Regions from separate parts of the Homo sapiens genome. Here region 2 is linked to region 1. The links are chromatin loops, found by intact Hi-C in ENCODE. Cell type or tissue: B cell. All regions are shown on one strand. Each heading gives the region's core, and the rest is flanking DNA. Links, peaks and the distances in the headings are about the cores only.

Region 1 (8,328 bases), core at 55-8,054:
TTTTTTTTTCCTCTTGAGACTAAGTTTTGCTCTTGTTGCCCAGGCTGGATTGCAATGGCGCGATCTCGGCTCACTACAACTTCTGCCTCCTGGGTTCAAGCAGTTCTTCTGCCTCAGCCTCCCAAGTAGCTGGGATTGTATTTTTCTATTTTTAGTAGAGATGGGGTTTCACCATGTTGGTTTCACCAGGATGGTCTCGAACTCCTGACCTTAAGTGATCCACCCACTTCGGCCTCCCCAAGTGCTGGGATTACAGGCATGAGCCACCACGCCTGGCTCTTTTTTTAATCTTTAATTTTTTTTAGAGATGTGGTCACACTCTGTTGCCTAGGCTGGTGCAATCATAGCTCACTATAGCCTCAAACTCCTGGCTCAAGCATTCCTCCTGTCTCAGCCTCCCAAGTAGTGGCACTACAGGCACAAGCCACCATGCCTGGCTAGGTTTTAAATTCTTTGTAGAAGCAGGGTCTCACTATGTTGCCCAGGCTGATCTCGAACTCCTGGGCTCAAGCGATCCTCCAACCTTGGCCTTCCAAAGTGCTAGGATTACAAGTATGAGCCACCACACCCAGCCTTCATCCATCTTCTGTACAACAGCCAGAGCACACATCAGATGGTGTCACTTGCCTCTCCCATTAGAACTTCCCAGTGGATTCCCACCCATCACATAAGGAATACAATCCAAACGCCTTACTGCTGGTCCCTGTTACTTCTCCAGTCTTATTTTATGCCTTCACTTTCCTCATTCATGGTACTCTGGCCAGGCTCAGAGCCTCTTTCCCATCTCAGAGCCTCTGCACTGGCTTTGCCCTCTGTCCAGTGCTCTCTGTCCCCGACTTTACATTGCTGGCTCCTTCTCATCCTTCACGTCTTCGGCAATCTAAAGTAAGTCTCCCTTGTTGCTCCCTTTTTTTTTTTTTTTTTTTTTTTTTGAGGCACAGTCTCACTCTGTCGACCAGGCTGGAGTGCAGTGGCACAATCTTGGCTCACTGCAACCTCCGCCTCCTGGGTTAAAGTGATTCTCCTGCCTAAGCCTCCCTAGTAGCTGGGATTACAGGCACCCACCACTATGCCCAGCTAATTTTTCTATTTGTAGTAGAGACGGGGTTTCACCATGTTGGCCAGGCTGGTCTGCAAATCCTGACCTCATGTGATCCACCGCCTTGGCCTCCCAAAGTGCTGGGAATACAGGCGTGAGCTACCCGGCCCAGCCTCACTTGTTACTCTCATCTGTGCACCAATCACTTGGTCCACAAGTTCATGGAATCAACTTCCTAATTTTGCTTAGTTATTTATGTATTGCTCTTCTCCACTGCACTTCAGGTGTTAAAGGCTTGTTTACCACTGTACACTCAACACTCAAGAACAATGCCTGTGTATATTTAGCCCTTATGGCAAGCTCATCGCCTTAATGGCCCCCAATTCAATAGCCTTCTTTCTTCCTGTAATTTTGTAAGTCCCTCCCACTTTGTCTCTGGCTCACCATGTGACTTGCTTTGGCCAATAAGATGTTAGCAGAGGTTTGAAAAGCACATGGGAGCTTCCTCTTGCCTTCCCACACAATTGGGCTTGTTTTTTCTTGGCCTCCTGCCACTGTCATGAGAGCACACCAGCTAGTCTGCTGGAAGGATGAGGAATGGGAGAGGAATGTGGAGGAGATCTGAGTCAGCCTAGCAGAGCACATCCAGAGTAGCTGACCCTCAGATGTGTGAAGGAGCCCAACCAAGATCAGCAGAGCCATCTGCCTGACCTGCAGCTGAGACACATAAATAAGAAACCTGACAGCTGGGTGTGGTAGCTCACACCTGTGATCCCAGCACTTTGGGAAGCTGAAGAAGGAGGATCACTTGAGGCCAGGAGTTCCAGACCAGCCTGGCCAACATGGCAAAACCCCGTCTCTACTAAAAAATACAAAAATTACCAGAATCGCCTGAACCTTGGAGGCGGAGGTTGCAGTGAGCTGAGATTGCACCACTGCACTCCAGCCTGGGTGACAGAATGAGACTCTGTATCAAAAAAACAAAAACAAAAAATTAGTCAGGTGTGGTGGCAGGCACCTGTAGTCCCAGCTACTAGGGAGCCTGAGGAACAAGAATCACCTGAGCTTGGGAGGCGGAGGTTGCAGTGAGCCGAGACCACGCCACTGCACTCCGGCCTGGGTGACAGAGGGAGACTCCATCTCAAAAAAACAAACAAACCAACCTGAGACCAGAGGAACCGTAAAGCCAACCTACAGAATTATGCACAACAATAAATATTATTATTTTAGGCCACTATGTCTTAGTCCATTTTATGCTACTGTGACAGAATACCACAGACTAAGTAATTTATAAAGAGCTAAAATGTATCCCTCACAGTTCTGGAGGCTGGTAAGTTCAAAGTCAAGGCAGCAGCAGGTTTATTGTGTGGTGAAGGTCCAATCTCTGCTTCTGAGATGGTGCCTGGAACACTGCATCCTCCACAAGGGAGGAACACTGTCCTCACATGAAGGAATGTGGAAGAGCAAAAAGAGATGAATTCCCTCTGTCAAGCCCTTTTATAATCCAATCATAGCTGGGTGCAGTGGCTCACACCTGTAATCCCAGCACTTTGGGAGGTCGAGGCAGGTGGATCATGAGGTCAGGAGATCAAGACCATCCTGGCTAACAGGGTGAAACCCCGTCTCTACTAAAAATACAAAAAATTAGCTGGGCATGGTGGCGGGCGCCTGTAGTCCCAGCTACTCGGGAGGCTGAGGCAGGAGAATGGCATGAACCCAGGAGGCAGAGCTTGCAGTGAGCCGAGATCACGCCACTGCTCTCCAGCCTGGGCGACAGAGTGAGACTCCGTCTCAAAAAAAAAAAAAAAATCCAATCATCATTGATCCATCCAGGAGGGCCAAGCCCTCATGGCCTAAACGCCTCCCAAAAGGTCCCACTTCCCAACACCATTGCAGGGTGAGTGGATATGGGAGGGCAGAAGGGAGGTGAGCATCCTAGGGACCACGTGTGGGGCCTTCAGAGTTCTACAGGGCCCTGGGCCATACACAGAGACTGCAGGGTGAGTTCTAACCAAGCTGGCATGGGCAGTGAGGCGTCTAGCACCAAGTACACAGACAAAGAGTGTGAAAAGCCGGCTGATACAGGAGGGCCCTTGGGAAGACTGCCTGCGCATCCCACAGGATTCTGGGCTCTGCAGTTCTCAGAGGAAAGGGCCAGCAGGTGGGTTTCCTTAGGCCCTGGGGTGGGAGGTGGGACATGCCTCTTTGGCACTCTGTGCTGTGTAACTGTTTTTGTTTTTGATTTGAGACAGGGTCTCACTTTGTCACCCAGTGGAATGCAGTGGTGCGATCTTGGCTCACTGCAACCTCTGCCTCCCAGTTTCAAGCAATTCTTCCTCAGCCTCCTGAGCAGCTGGAATTACAGGGACCCGTCACCATGCCGAACTAATTTTTGTATTTTTTGTAGAGATGGGTTTTTGCCATGTTGCCCAAAGCTGGTCTTGAACTCCTGAGCTTACGCAATCTGCCCACCTCGGCCTCCCAAAGTGCCAGGATTACGGGCATGAGCCACCGTGCCCGGCCCTGTGTGACGATTTATGTCCACCCCTGTCTCCTCAACAGCCCCAAGAAAACAGGGCCCATGTGGATCATGTTTGCCACTGGGCTCAGAACATGATGCCCCAAAGTATGGCACCTTGGAATGCAGGGTATTTTGAGCTTCAGGAGATTGAGAGGGCTGCAGAAGCAATAAGTTTTCTCTGAACTCCTGACTTCCTTTCTCCCATTCGCCTTTCTCTCCTAAAGTGGGTCAGAGAAACTAGAACTCCTCTTCCTGGAAACAAACCCTAAAAACTAGCAAGGTCACTCTCTGACCTCCTCCCTTCTCCCTTGAAGATCCTCCTGTGACAGGTGTCCTACCCCATACCTAGAGAGAAGGAATATCATACAGAGACACAAAAGAATTTGAACAAACAGGCCTAGCTGAGCTCCTCCTAATCTATTACTCTTAGGTCACACCCCCTTTTGTCCAATCACATTTCTATGTGACTGTTTTTGTGTGTGTGTGTGTTTTTTGAGACAGAGTCTCACTCTGTCGCCCAGGGTGGAGTGCAGTGGCGCGATCTCGGCTCACTGCAACCTCCACCTCCTGGATTCAAATGATTCTTCTGCCTCAGCTTCCCGGGTAGCTGGGACTACAGGCGCATGCCAACACACCAGGCTAATTTTCGTATTTTTAGTAGAGACAGGGTTTTGCTATGTTGTGCAGGCTGGTCTCAAACTCCTGACCTTGTGATCTGCCCACCTAGGCTTCCCAAAGTGCTGGGATTACAGGTGTGAGCCACCTCGCCTGGCCGTTTTTTCTTTCTTAATTGTATTAATTCACTTATTCACCTGTTTAGAAACAGGGTCCTGCTGCTTTGCCCAGGCTGGAGTACAGTAGCTGTTCACAGGCCTGATCACAGCGCTGGGCAGTCTGGAAGTCCTGGGGTCAAGCGATTCCCACCTCTTTCCCACTCCTTCCTGTGTGGCTGGGACTACAGGCACGTGCCACTGCGGCGGCTTGCCCTCAGTTTTGATTTGACTTCCCACACCCTGGAAGTGAGCAGAGGGGCCAGGAGGGTGGTGGGCAGCGAGAGGTTTGAGGAAGAGCAGATATCAGCCGTTTGCTCCTTCGGGCCTTGAAAATTCAGGGGTATGAGGATCTTGCAGATCAGCCGCCCCGGCAAGACAGTGGCTGACCCTTGGCAGGGAGCGGATCAGAGCCTCCAGTTAAGACAACTGGTTTGAAAAGTCTATCCCAGGTGGCTCTGAACTTGTCCTGTCCTCCCGGCTTCCTTCTCTACAGTCCCGGGGCGGACTTGTGCTCTTAGTAGAGGTCAGAACCAAGAACAGGTGTCCGCCTCAGAGGCCGGGTCCCCACTGCTTGGGCTGCGCTGGTTGCGGGTGCAGGGCGCCGTGTGGCCACCAGAGGGCACTCTTGACCAGGCGCCGGAACAAGCTCGCGCGACTGGGCTTTGCAGCCCCTCTTTCATCTTCCCACTGTCCCTGGGCTCCAGGGTCTGGCCCCTGGTCTTCCAGTTCAGTGGCCGGCACCCCCACACCCCTCGCCCTAATCCCAAAGGCAAGCACCACGCAAGGTCAGAGAAGGAGTATTGAAAAGAGACATGTACTTAAATTTGAATTTCAGATAAACAAATAGTATTTTTTTCCCTAGGCCACCATCTTTTGTGGAAAGGTATACTTTTTTTTAGCTTATGTCCAGCGCAATAGTTTTGCTAAATTTGGCGACCCTATTTTGGAATCAGACCTTTGCATTGGGATTCCAGCCTCACTTTTGACAAAAATTCTCTACTTGACCAAACTCTACTCAGGCACTTCTGAGCTCTTTTCCAGCTAGGCTTGACTTTTGGGTTTCTGTGTTATCTCTGCAACCTCAAACCCCTGGGCTCAAGGGATCCTCCCACCCCAGCCTCCCGAATAGCTAGGACTAATGCTCACATTACTACATCTAGCTAATTAAAAAAATATATTTTTTTTGGTAGAGATGGGAGTCTCACTATGTTGCCCAAGCTGGTTTTAAACTCCTGGCCTCAAATGATCCTTCTGCTTTGGCCATGGTGCCCGGCTTGCATCATCCAATTTTTACAAGAATCCTAAGTCAGTTGAGCAAGAATTCCCTACCTTTGATATCTGATCACTTTTTTTTTTTTTCAGACAGAGTTTCGCTTCTGTTGCCCAGGCTGGAGTGCAGTGGCATGATCTTGGCTCACTGCAACCTCCACCTCTGGGGCTCAAGCAATTCTGCCTCAGCCTCTGAAGTAGCTGGGTTTACAGGCGTGCGCCACCATTCCAGGCTAATTTTTGTATTTTTTTTTTTTTTTTTTTTAGTAGAGATGGAATTTCACCATGTTGGCCATGCTGGTCTGGAATTCCCAACCTTAGGTGATCCTCCTGCCTCAGCCTCCCAAAGTGCTGGGATTACAGGCACAAACCACCGCGCCCGGCCAATATCTGATCACTTTTATTTTTTTTGATATGGCATCTCCCTCTTTGCACACAGGCTGGAGTGCAATGGCGAGATCTCGGCTCACCGCAACCTCCGCCTGCCAGGTTCAAGTGATTCTCCTGCCTCAGCCTTCCGAGTAGCTGGGATTACAGGCACACGCCACCAGGCCCAGTTAATATTTTTGTATTTTTAGGAGAGACGGGGTTTCACCATGTTGGCCACGCTGGTCTCGAACTCCTGACCTCAGGTGATCCACCCGCCTCGGCCTCCCAAAGTACTGGAATTACAGGCATGAGCCACGGCGCCCGACCCTGATCACTTTTATTTTAGGAGGTGAGTTCTTTTAAATTATCACTCCCAGAGAGACTCTAAAATGAGACAAGCAATCATGCCCTAACTACCCTCTTTGAGCTATGCCTTCATCTCTTGAAACGGCTTGCTATTGCCATAAGTAGCTATAAATTAACCTAATAATGCCGTCCTAGACATTGTTACCACGCCCTATAGCTTAACAATGTATAGCCAATCATTAATCAATGCTATTTCTGTCAACCAATGAGAAGAATTCCTGACAAACAACTTTGTGGGTTTTTTTGTTTTGTTTTGTTTTGTTTTTTTGAGACGGTGTCTTGCTCTGTCACCAGGCTAGAGTGCAGTGGTGTGATCTTGGCTCACTGCAACCTCCGCCTCCTGGGTTCAGGTGATTCTCCTGCCTCAGGCCCCCCGAGTAGCTGGGGCTACAGGTGCGCACCAGCACGCCCAGCTAATTTTTGTATTTTTAGTAGAGACGGGGTTTCACCGTGTTGGCCAGGATGGTCTCGATCTCTTGACCTGATGTTCTGCCCTCCTCGGCCTCCCAAAGTGCTGGGATTACAGGCATGAGCCACTGGGCCTGGCCCACAAACAACTTTGTATCAGCCTGCTCCCTAGCCTCCGTTTTTGCCTTTAAAAACTTGCTTGTGACAAAGATCAAACAAAGCCCATATCCAAGGGTTACTTGGGTCTGAGTCTTCCAGGCAGCTGTCCTCAGTTTGGCTCAAGTAAACTCTTTATATTTTGTGCCTCAGCCTCTTCCTTTTAGGTTGACAATATCTAATGAGGTTCCTCATCCTCCGCCGCACTCTGGGTAATGTCTGATCACCCTGCTTGCCTTCAACAAGAATCCTGTCAGATCAGTTTAGCCAGGATATCCCCTTCCCCCAATGTTTCCTCTTAATAATTTCCATGCATCACCCACCTCTGCCCCCCACTGCTCCTTGGCTATACATTCCTACTTGCAGTGCTGTGTTTGGAGTTGAGCTCAGTCTCCCAATCTCTCCCCAACTTCAGCAGCCCATTGCAGTGGTTTCTATAGCTATCTTCCTAGTCCCTCCTTTAATAAAGTTTGCCTAACTATCTTCAACGAGTGTCATGAAGCATTTTTTTCTTTAATACATTCACTGAGTGGCAGGAGTGGTCCTCCTTTTTTCTGAGCTTCAGCACAGAAATGGGTTAGGATAACTTCTGAAACTGCCTTTGCAGTTCAGAAGTTCGGGCGACTCTCCTGCCTCATCCTCCCAAGTAGCTGGGGCACACACAGGCACACACCACTGTGTCTGGCTAATTTTTGTATTTTAACAGAGGCAGGGTTTTGCCATGTTGGCCAGGCTGGTCTCAAACTCCTGACCTCGAGTGATCCGCCAGCCTCGGCCTCCCAAAATGCTGGGATTACAGACGTGAGCCACCGGTGCCCAGCCTGGTTGTGGACTTTAGAGATGTAATCTCTTCTAGGACAAAGCTGACCATGAATAGGAGACTAGGAGACAGAAGTCCAAACCCCACAGGACTGGGAGACGCAAGGCAGCAGGCTGAGCCGAGGGTGTGAGTGCGAGCCTAAACCATCTTCCCCAACCAGGCTTGTAGTCTGTATCAACATTACTTTACTCTTCCACTGTTTTTATCAATGTGATTTTACTATTATAGGAAACTCTTGGCAAGAACGATAAAAGTTGCAAATGACTTTATTCATTCCAGGAACTTCCTGAAAGACATTAAAATCTAAATGCACCCCCCTCTCCCGGGACATTTGGAGACATCTGAGGTTGTCAGACTGGGATGGTGCTGGTGGTGCTACCCACATCTACTGAGTAGAGTCCAGGGATGCTGTTAAAGATTCTGCAATGCACAGGAGAGCACCCCCCACCCCCACAAAGAATTATTTAGCCCCAAATATCAAAAGGGCTGAGATGGAAAAATCCTGATTTACATGAACATCAAAGTGTTCGATTATTTGTGTTTTTGGTTTTGTTTTTGTTTTTGAGACGGAGTCTCGCTCTATTGCCCAGGCTGTAGTGCAGTGGCG
Region 2 (8,328 bases), core at 117-8,116, 380 kb after region 1:
CAGCCTGGGCGACAGGCTGAGACCCCATTTCAAAAATAAATAAAAAATAAAGTTTGATAAGAAGGAAAAAGAGATGGCAATGGTAGCTTGTTAGAGGGCTAAGATCAGTGGGAATTTTTATTTTTATTTTTTTAGAGATGGTGCATCTTGTCATGTTGCTCAGGTGGTCTAGAACTCCTGGCCTCAAGCAGTCCTCTCACCTCAGCCTCCCAAAGTGCTAGGATTACAGACTTGAGCTGCCACACCCCGCCTTCAGTGGGAATTTTTTTTCTTTGAGACGGAGTCTTGCTCTGTCGCCCAGGCTGGAGTGTGATGGCGTGATCTTGGCTCATCGCAACTTCCACCTCCCAGGTTCAAGCAATTCTCCTGCCTCTGCCTCCTGAGTAGCTGGGATTACAGGCATGCACCACCATGCCCAGCTAATTTTTTGTATTTTTAGTAGAGACGGGGTTTCTCCATGTTGGTCAGGCTGGTCTCAAACTCCTGACCTCAGGTGATCCGCTGGCCTCGGCCTCCAAAGTGCTGGGACTACAGGCGTGAGCCATAGCACCCAGCCTTCAGTGGGAATTTTTAATGAGGGAGGGGGAACATGTCTTAGGATGATAGGAAAGAATTGGGAAAGTGTATCTACCAAAAGTGCTGTGAGTGTTGATAGTAGAAAAAGATGAGGTTAAAGTGGTGAAAGGATTTGTAAAAGAAGATCTTCTGCTAGGCCTTGACTAAGCAGAGGGTTTCCCAAGCCTAAGAAAGAACATAAGCAAAGGCAGGATAGAACCCAAGTCAAGGTATAAAAGGACAGAGGGGCCAGGCACAGTGGCTCACGCCTGTAATCCTAACACTTCAGTATTGCATCCTCCAAGGTAGGAGGATGGTTTGTGTCCAGGAGTTCGAGACTCCTGGGCAACACAGTGAGACCCTGTCTCTACAAAAAAATTATAAAATTATTTCAGCCTGGCCAACATGGTGAAACCCTATCTCTACTAAAAATACAACAAATTAGCTGGGTGTGGTGGAGGGCGCCTGTAATCCCAGCTACTCAGGAGGCTGAGGCTCAAGAATCGCTTGAACCCAGAAGGCAGAGGTTGCAGCGAGCCAAGATTGCACCACTGCACTCCAGCCTGGGCTACAGAGCAAGACTCTGACTCAAAAAAAAAAAAAAAAAAATTTAAAAAATTAGCCAGGCGTGGTGGTGCACACCTGTGATCCTACATATACTCAGAAGGCTGAGGCGGGAGGATCACTTCAGCCCTGAAGGTAGAGGTTGCAGTGAGCTGTGTTTGTGCCACTGCACTCCAGACTGGGCAAGAGACCAAGACCTGTCCAGGGAAAAAAAGAAAAAAAGAAGGGAAGAAAGGAAGATAGGGAGGGAGGGAGGGAGGGAGGGAGGAAGGAAGGAAGGAAGGAAGGAAGCAAGGAAAGAAGGAACATTGGAGGAATGGGAAGGGAAATCTTAAATGCAGGAAAATTTGATGTATTGGAGGTACAGTGAGAAATAAGGTAGACTGTGACTAGATTTTAGTTATTCTGGGAATGACGTTGGGAAAGGATTGAGAGTGGGGAGAATTTGGTATTGGGAAAGTCGGAAATTAAATTAATCCAGGCATGTGATAAAGCTCTGGAGCAGGGTATTGGCAATGGGAGGGGAGAGGAATCAGCAGCCAAGGGAGGCCAAGCAGAGCAACCACAGCTGGATGGCCACAGGGTCATGTAGGGCAGAGATGACCAAGGGCTGGGATGCCACCACTGCAACATGCCTATAACTGCCATTGGTCACATGCCACCACTGCCCATGGGTGTTTTCTCAACTGTTCTTACTTCTTTCCATCACAAGATTCCAAGTACTATGTGGGGGTGCCTGTGCCCTGGATGCTGAGAGCCATGAGAGGATCTCTGCCCTTAAACTTCTAAAGAGGGAGGTAGAGACCTGGCTCTTACAAAACATGCAGACAATTCTTCCCAAATTGCAGAGGAAATGGGATGCCAGACAGACAAAAGGAGAAAAGGTTCACACTACAGGGCCACACTGAAAGGCTTTATATATGCCCCTCTGGCAGGGGAAAGGGGTACATCTTATGTTGTAAAAAAGTGCTGTGATCAACTTTAGGCAAATAATCCTGGGAGCAATATGAGGTTTGGGCTGGAGAGGGAGTAGATTGTTTATAAAGAGACCAGGGAAAGTGTGTAAGAGAAGGCAGATTAGAGGAGCATTTGTTTCTCGGGGAGGATCACAGGCTCTGGTGACTAAAACAATGGAGGAAGTAAAAGAGAAGGAATTTGGGACTTGGTTCATGGCAATGCCATCAATTGATTCTGAGAATACAAGCCATAAAATATGTTTGTGGATGAAGATGATCAAATCATTAAAAACTAGTTATGTGAAATATACATACTTTACTATAGATCTCAGGAAAAAAGAACAGAAATGGAGATGGTGCTTCTGTTCTCATTGAGCCTCACAGAAGGTAATAAAGGCAAGAAAGTGGATGAAATCCTCCAGGAAGAAAAAGGGAGGAAAAATAGAACTAAGGACAAATCCTGGGAACATCAGTATTACACAATCAGTAGAAGAGGGAAAAAATCAGGAGAGATTCATACCAGTGAAGCCAAAGGAAAAAAAAGAAAACACAGTGGGGTAGAGAATGGGGAAGTCATCCTGGTGACAGGCTGCAGAGAAAGCAAATGATTCAACACCGGGGGAAGAGGATCACTAGCAATTAGCAGGTCAGTGTTGACCTTAGCGAAAGTAGCTTCAGAAGAGACAGGACAGCGTCTAGAAGGCAATGGGTTGAAGAGTGTGCCAGTTATTAACTTATTGCCTCTTAGTTCAAATTCAGGCCAGGTGAATCACCTGAAGTCAGGAGTTCAAGACCAGCCTGGGCCAACAAGGTGAAACCCCGTCTCTACTAAAAATACAAAAAAAAATTTTAGCCAAGTATAGTGGTGGGTGCCTATAATCTCAGCTACTTGGGAGGCTGAGGCAGGAGAATCACTTGAACCTGGGAGGTGGAGGTTGCAGTGAGCTGAGATCATGCCATTGCACTCCAGCCTGGGAGACAAGAGTGAAAACTCCGTCTCAAAAAAAAAAAAACAAAACCACACACACAAACCTAAAAAACAAATTCACCCTTTGCACCTCTCTGTGAAAATGGATCTGAAGCTCTGTCAGCAGAGGGTGCTAGAGAGGCACTGAAAAGGAAGGTTTTGTTTCCTAGCTCTGGTGTCCTGGCTTGACAGGCTCCTGCAGCATCCAGGGCTGCTCCATGATCTGGCTCTTGCAGCATGGGGTGGCTTCTCCAGGACGCTTCTGGGCCTGCAGTGGACAGCAGCCAGCAGCCTCCCTGAGCATCTGTTCCATACCCCACCTGCTGGGGCAATATTATAGGCTGCTTTCCATGTCTGCTGAGACACCTACCTAGGAATAGCTTTCCCCCAGCATCCTAGAGCAGGGGTCAGCAAACATTTCCAATAAACATTTTAGACTCTGTGGGTCATTGGGTCTGTCACAACTACAATTGACCCTGAACATGGGTTTGAATTGTGCGGGTATATTTGAACACATTTTTTTTCAATAAAAGTTACACCCAGTGTGCACCTGCCTCCCTTCTACCTCCTCCACCTCTTCTGCCTCTGCGACCCAGAGACAGCAAGACCAACCCTTCCTCTTCCTCAGCCTACTCAAAGTGAAAACTATGAGGATCAAGACCTTTATGATGATCCACTTCCACTTAACAAAGAGTAAATAGGACCAGGCATGGTGGCTCACACATGTAATCCCAGCACTTTGGGAGACCAAGGTGGGTGGATCACTTGAGGTCAGGAGTTCGAGATCAGCCTGGCCAACATGGCGAAACTCTGTCTCTACTACAAATACAAAAATAATCCGGGCATGGTGGTGCACATCTGTAGTCCCAGCTACTTGGGAAGCTGAGGCAGGAGAATTGCTTGAACCCAGGAGGCAGAAGTTGCAGTGAGCTGAGATTGTGCCACTGCACTCCAGCCTGGGCAACAGAGTTAGGCTCTGTCTCACCCCCCCAAAAAAAAAAAAAGAAAAAAAGAAAAGAAAAAAGAAAAAGAAACCTTTTCTCTACTAAAAATACAAAAATTAGCCGGGCATGGTAGTGGGAGCCTGTAATCCTAGCTACTTGGTAGGCTGAGGCAGGAGAATCGCTTGAATCCTGCAGTGAGCTGAGATCGCACCACTACACTCCAGCCTAGGCCACAGAGCAAGATCCTGTCTCAAAAAAAAAAAGAAAAAACAAAACAAAAAGAAAAAAAGAGGCCGGGCGCGGTGGCTCACGCCTGTAACCCCAGCACTATGGGAGGTAGAGGTGGGTGGATCGTGAGGTCAGGAGTTCGAGACTAGCGTGGCCAATATGGTGAAACTTTGTCTCTACTAAAAATACAAAAATTAGCCAGGAATGGTGGTGGGCGCCTGTAGTCAGCTACTCGGGAGGCTGAGGCAGAAGAATCGCTTGAACCTAGGAGGCAGAAGTTGCAGTGAGCCGAGATTGTGCCACTGCACTCCAGCCTGGCAACAGAGTGGGACTCCATCTCAAAAAAAAAAAAAAAAGAAAAGAAAAAGAAGAAGAAATTTGAAATGTCAAAGTTAAGAAATTCAGTTTAAAATGTTTTATTTCATAGCTCATAAAAAAGTATGTATGTACAAGACTCAAGTAAATAGAAAGGCAGCTTTCAATCACAAATCAGTTTTTCAGATTTTACTGTGGAAGCATATTTAATGCACACATTTGAATGTTACACATAAATAATTTTAACGATGGAGTCCAAGTTCTGGATTTTACATTAGATCTGCATATATAAGACACTTGTGGTCAAATTTCAAGATTGGTAAAGCCAGTTTCAAGCTGCTTATATTTTGAGTACAGGTTTCACTATTACAAATATATGATGTTAAACTAACAAACTCATGACCTTCAAAGATGTCTTCGTCCCACGCACACACATTTGTAATTTGTGTCCATTTGCTATTTCCCTTCTTCTATAATCTTCAAATTATATAGTTATGCATTGAGTTCCCTATGCATCTCACCCATCTCCTTTATCTGAAACAGGAAAAAGCACAGAAAAAAATTCTAAATAATTTTTCAATCTTTTGTTCATTCTGAAAATAGTATTAAATAAAAATGAAATTAAAGGAACACAAGATAATTTTTTCCCACATTTATAAGACTTATTTAAATAAAAAAAGAAAAAGTTATATTGCAAGGAAACACACATTTAAGTGTTTTCAAGGTTCTATTTAGAGACAAGATCGCCAAAGTGACTAGGGCAAGTTGGAGGTAAGCTAGATCATTAAGAATAAGATTTTTATTAAATGCATACTATTTTTAATGCTAGAAAAAATTGATTTACTTTCTATTATCAATCTTTCATTTTACATGTGGGGAAACTCAAGTTCAAAATTAGTGTTTGTCTCAGATCACACAACTAGTTACAGGCAAACTGAGACAATGATAATGACAACTACCACTCTGTTGACAAATATTTTCTTATGTGGCAAGCATGGGACCAACACTTTACACTGATTATGTTTAATCCTTGCAACAGGTCCATACTATCTATTATCCTCATTTTACAGATGAGGAAACATGGAGGCTTAAAGAAGTTATATAATTTTGCCCAGCCAAACCCAGGTCTGTACTGCTCTGCACTGCAACACTACATTGTCATTCTGCCTGTCTGTTACCATTCAATTCAGGGTTAGTCTTCTAGACTTGCGGTCACCAAACCAAATAAACCAGATGACCTACTACAGAATGGGAAAAAAATGCTAGAACTTTCTGGTTCCATTAGACTTTTTCCAATATTCCTTTACGTTTCTATTTTTATTACTTGCTAAAATATTAGTAAGTGGCCCACATACAACTACAAAGACACACAAAAATTGAGATATGTGAAAAATGTTATTGATAGGGTTCAAGGATAAGTGTTCATATTCAATTCCAAGGGACTGAAACACACTAACAATCTGACACTTTGATGTCACACTAGTATAGACTAGTTAGTACACAATAGATTATGACAAATTAAGTTCATATTAAATGATTATTTCACTGGCATAGAGATAATAAATCAGATCATCAGTCACAATGAGTTTCTCCAAGGTGAATCCACTGGAGTATGCCTTCAGAAGATTCTGTTAGATGTTGACTCTTTGTAGAATAAAAACCATAGGCTTCCCATTCCACTCTTCTATGAGGCAGAAAACAGATGGTGATCTGCCATGGAACTCACGCAAGAATATTTAGGTAAGAGTACATTCTAAGACTGTCCCTAAGACCCTAAAGACAACAGTATAAAGGGACTCCAGTATAACTGAAATGCATCAGTGTGTAGGAAGGTAGAGTGATTAGGAGTAAGAGATTCAACAGGGCCTTTCTATTTAGGTAAGTAATCCATTTACCTCAGCCTTCTCATACTTTGCCATTCTCTTCTTTCTGGAAATAACCTGAGTGGAAGAAAGACAACTATTGTTTTAGGACTGCTATTCAAAAAAAGATTATCTAAACAGACATATATGCTTTTAATGGACATAATTTTGATCTGAAAAAAAACTAATTTTAACATCTATCCATAAACATTTATTGCTTCTTAAATTAAAAATTTCACACCAGTGGAGTGGCTCATGCCTGTAATCCCGGCACTTTGGGAGGCCGAAGCGGGAAGATCATCTGAGGTCAGGAGTTTCAGACCAGCCCAGCCAACACGGTGAAACCCCATCTCTACTACAAATACAAAAATTAGCCAGGTGTCATGGCACGCACCTGTAGTCCCAGCTACTCAGGAGGCTAAGGCACCAGAATTGCTTGAACCCAGGAGGCAGAGGTTGCAGTGAGTGGAGATGGCATCACTGCTCTCCAGCCTGGGCTACAGAGTAAGACCCTGTCTCTTAAAAATAAATAAGGTGGGCTGGGCGTGGTGGCTCACCGGTACTTTGTGGGGCCGAGGTGGGCGGATCACTTGAGGTCAGGAGGTCAAGACCAGCCTGGCCAACATGATGAAACCCCCCGACTCTACTAAAAAAACAAAAAAATTAGCCAGGCGCGGTGGTGGTCGCCTGTAATCCCAGCTACTTGGGAGACTGAAGCAGGAAAATCACTTGAACCCGAGAGGCAGAGGTTGCAGTGAGCCGAGATGGCGCCATTGCACTCCAGCCTGGGCGACAGAGTGGGACTCCATCTCTAAAAAAAAATTAAAATAAAATAAAATAGGTCAGGCATGATGGCTCATGCCTGTAATCTTACCACTTTCAGAGGCTGAGGTGGGTGGATCACTTTAGGTCAGGAGTTCAAGACCAGCCTGGCCAATATTGTGAAACCTCATCTCTACTAAAGATACAAAAATTAGCCAGGCGTGGTGGCAGGCGCCTGTAATCCCATCTACTCGGGAGGCTGAGGCAGGAGAATAGCTTGAACCTGGGGGGCAGAGGTTGCAGTGAGCCAAGATCATGCACCATTGCACTCCAGCCTGGGCAACAGAAGGAGACTCTGTCTCCATAAATAAATAAAATAAAATAAAAACTTTCACTACTAAACAAAAAAAAGTCTACCACGACAAGTGAAACAAACAAACAAAAATCAAAATCAAAAACAATGCTGGATCCAATGGGACAACAGAAAAGAAAGAGAAAGAAAAAAAGGAAACAATGAATAATCTTTAAAGAAATTTAACAGTTTAGGCCAGGCATGGTGGTTCACGCCTATAATCACAGCACTTTGGGAGGCCGAAGTGAGCAGATCACCTGACATCAGGATTTCGAGATCAGCCTGGCCAACATGGTGAAACCCTATCTCTACTAGAAATACAAAAAAATTAGCCAGGTATGGTGGTGCACGCCTGTAGTCCCAGCTACTTGGGAAGCTGAGGCAAGAAAATGGCTTGAACCTGGGAGATGGAGGTTGCAGTGAGCCGAGATCGTGCCACTGCACTCCAGCCTGGGCAACAGAGCAAGACTCCATCTCAAAAAAAAAAAAAAAAAAAAAAAAAAAAAAAAAAAAAAAAAAAAAGAAGAAGCCGGGCACAGTGGCTCATGCCTGTAATCCTAGCACTTTGAGAGGCCGAGGCAGGCGGATCACGAGGTGATGAGTTCGAGACCAGCCTGGCCAATATGGTGAAACCCTGTCTCTACCAAAAAATACAAAAATTAGCTGGACATGGTGGCTTCTGCATGTAGTCCCGGCTACTCGGGAGGGTGAGGCAGGAGAATCAATTGAACCCGGCAGGTGGAGGCTGCAGTGAGCCGAGATCATGACACTGCACTCCAGCCAGGGCAACACAGAGAGACTCCTTTTCTTTTTTTTTTTTTTT

The links. Peaks named below come from ENCODE experiments on the same cell type or tissue, not always from the same donor. Only the 100,000 strongest peaks of a DNase experiment are listed, where the experiment ranks them.
Region 2: it touches region 1 in a loop (5-fold over the local background); 9 of 110 quality-filtered maps call a loop at or near these places.

Annotation. Positions count from the first base shown.
Region 1 is chr2:47,764,701-47,773,028 of GRCh38, reverse strand. No RefSeq gene overlaps it. Among named protein-coding and RNA genes, the nearest start is that of MSH6, 14 kb to the left of the region's middle. In B cell, for the core only: CTCF peaks have their summits at 4,753 and 4,957 (motif pointing right); a DNase peak (open chromatin) is centred at 4,948; H3K4me3 peaks cover 279 bases; H3K27me3 peaks cover 460 bases.
Region 2 is chr2:47,383,307-47,391,634 of GRCh38, reverse strand. EPCAM (epithelial cell adhesion molecule) reads right to left here. Exons shown (of 9, transcript NM_002354.3): 8 at 6,425-6,469; 9 at 4,615-5,063. The coding sequence ends at 5,022. Among named protein-coding and RNA genes, the nearest start is that of MIR559, 9.8 kb to the right of the region's middle. In B cell, for the core only: CTCF peaks have their summits at 2,956 and 3,155 (motif pointing right); a DNase peak (open chromatin) is centred at 3,184.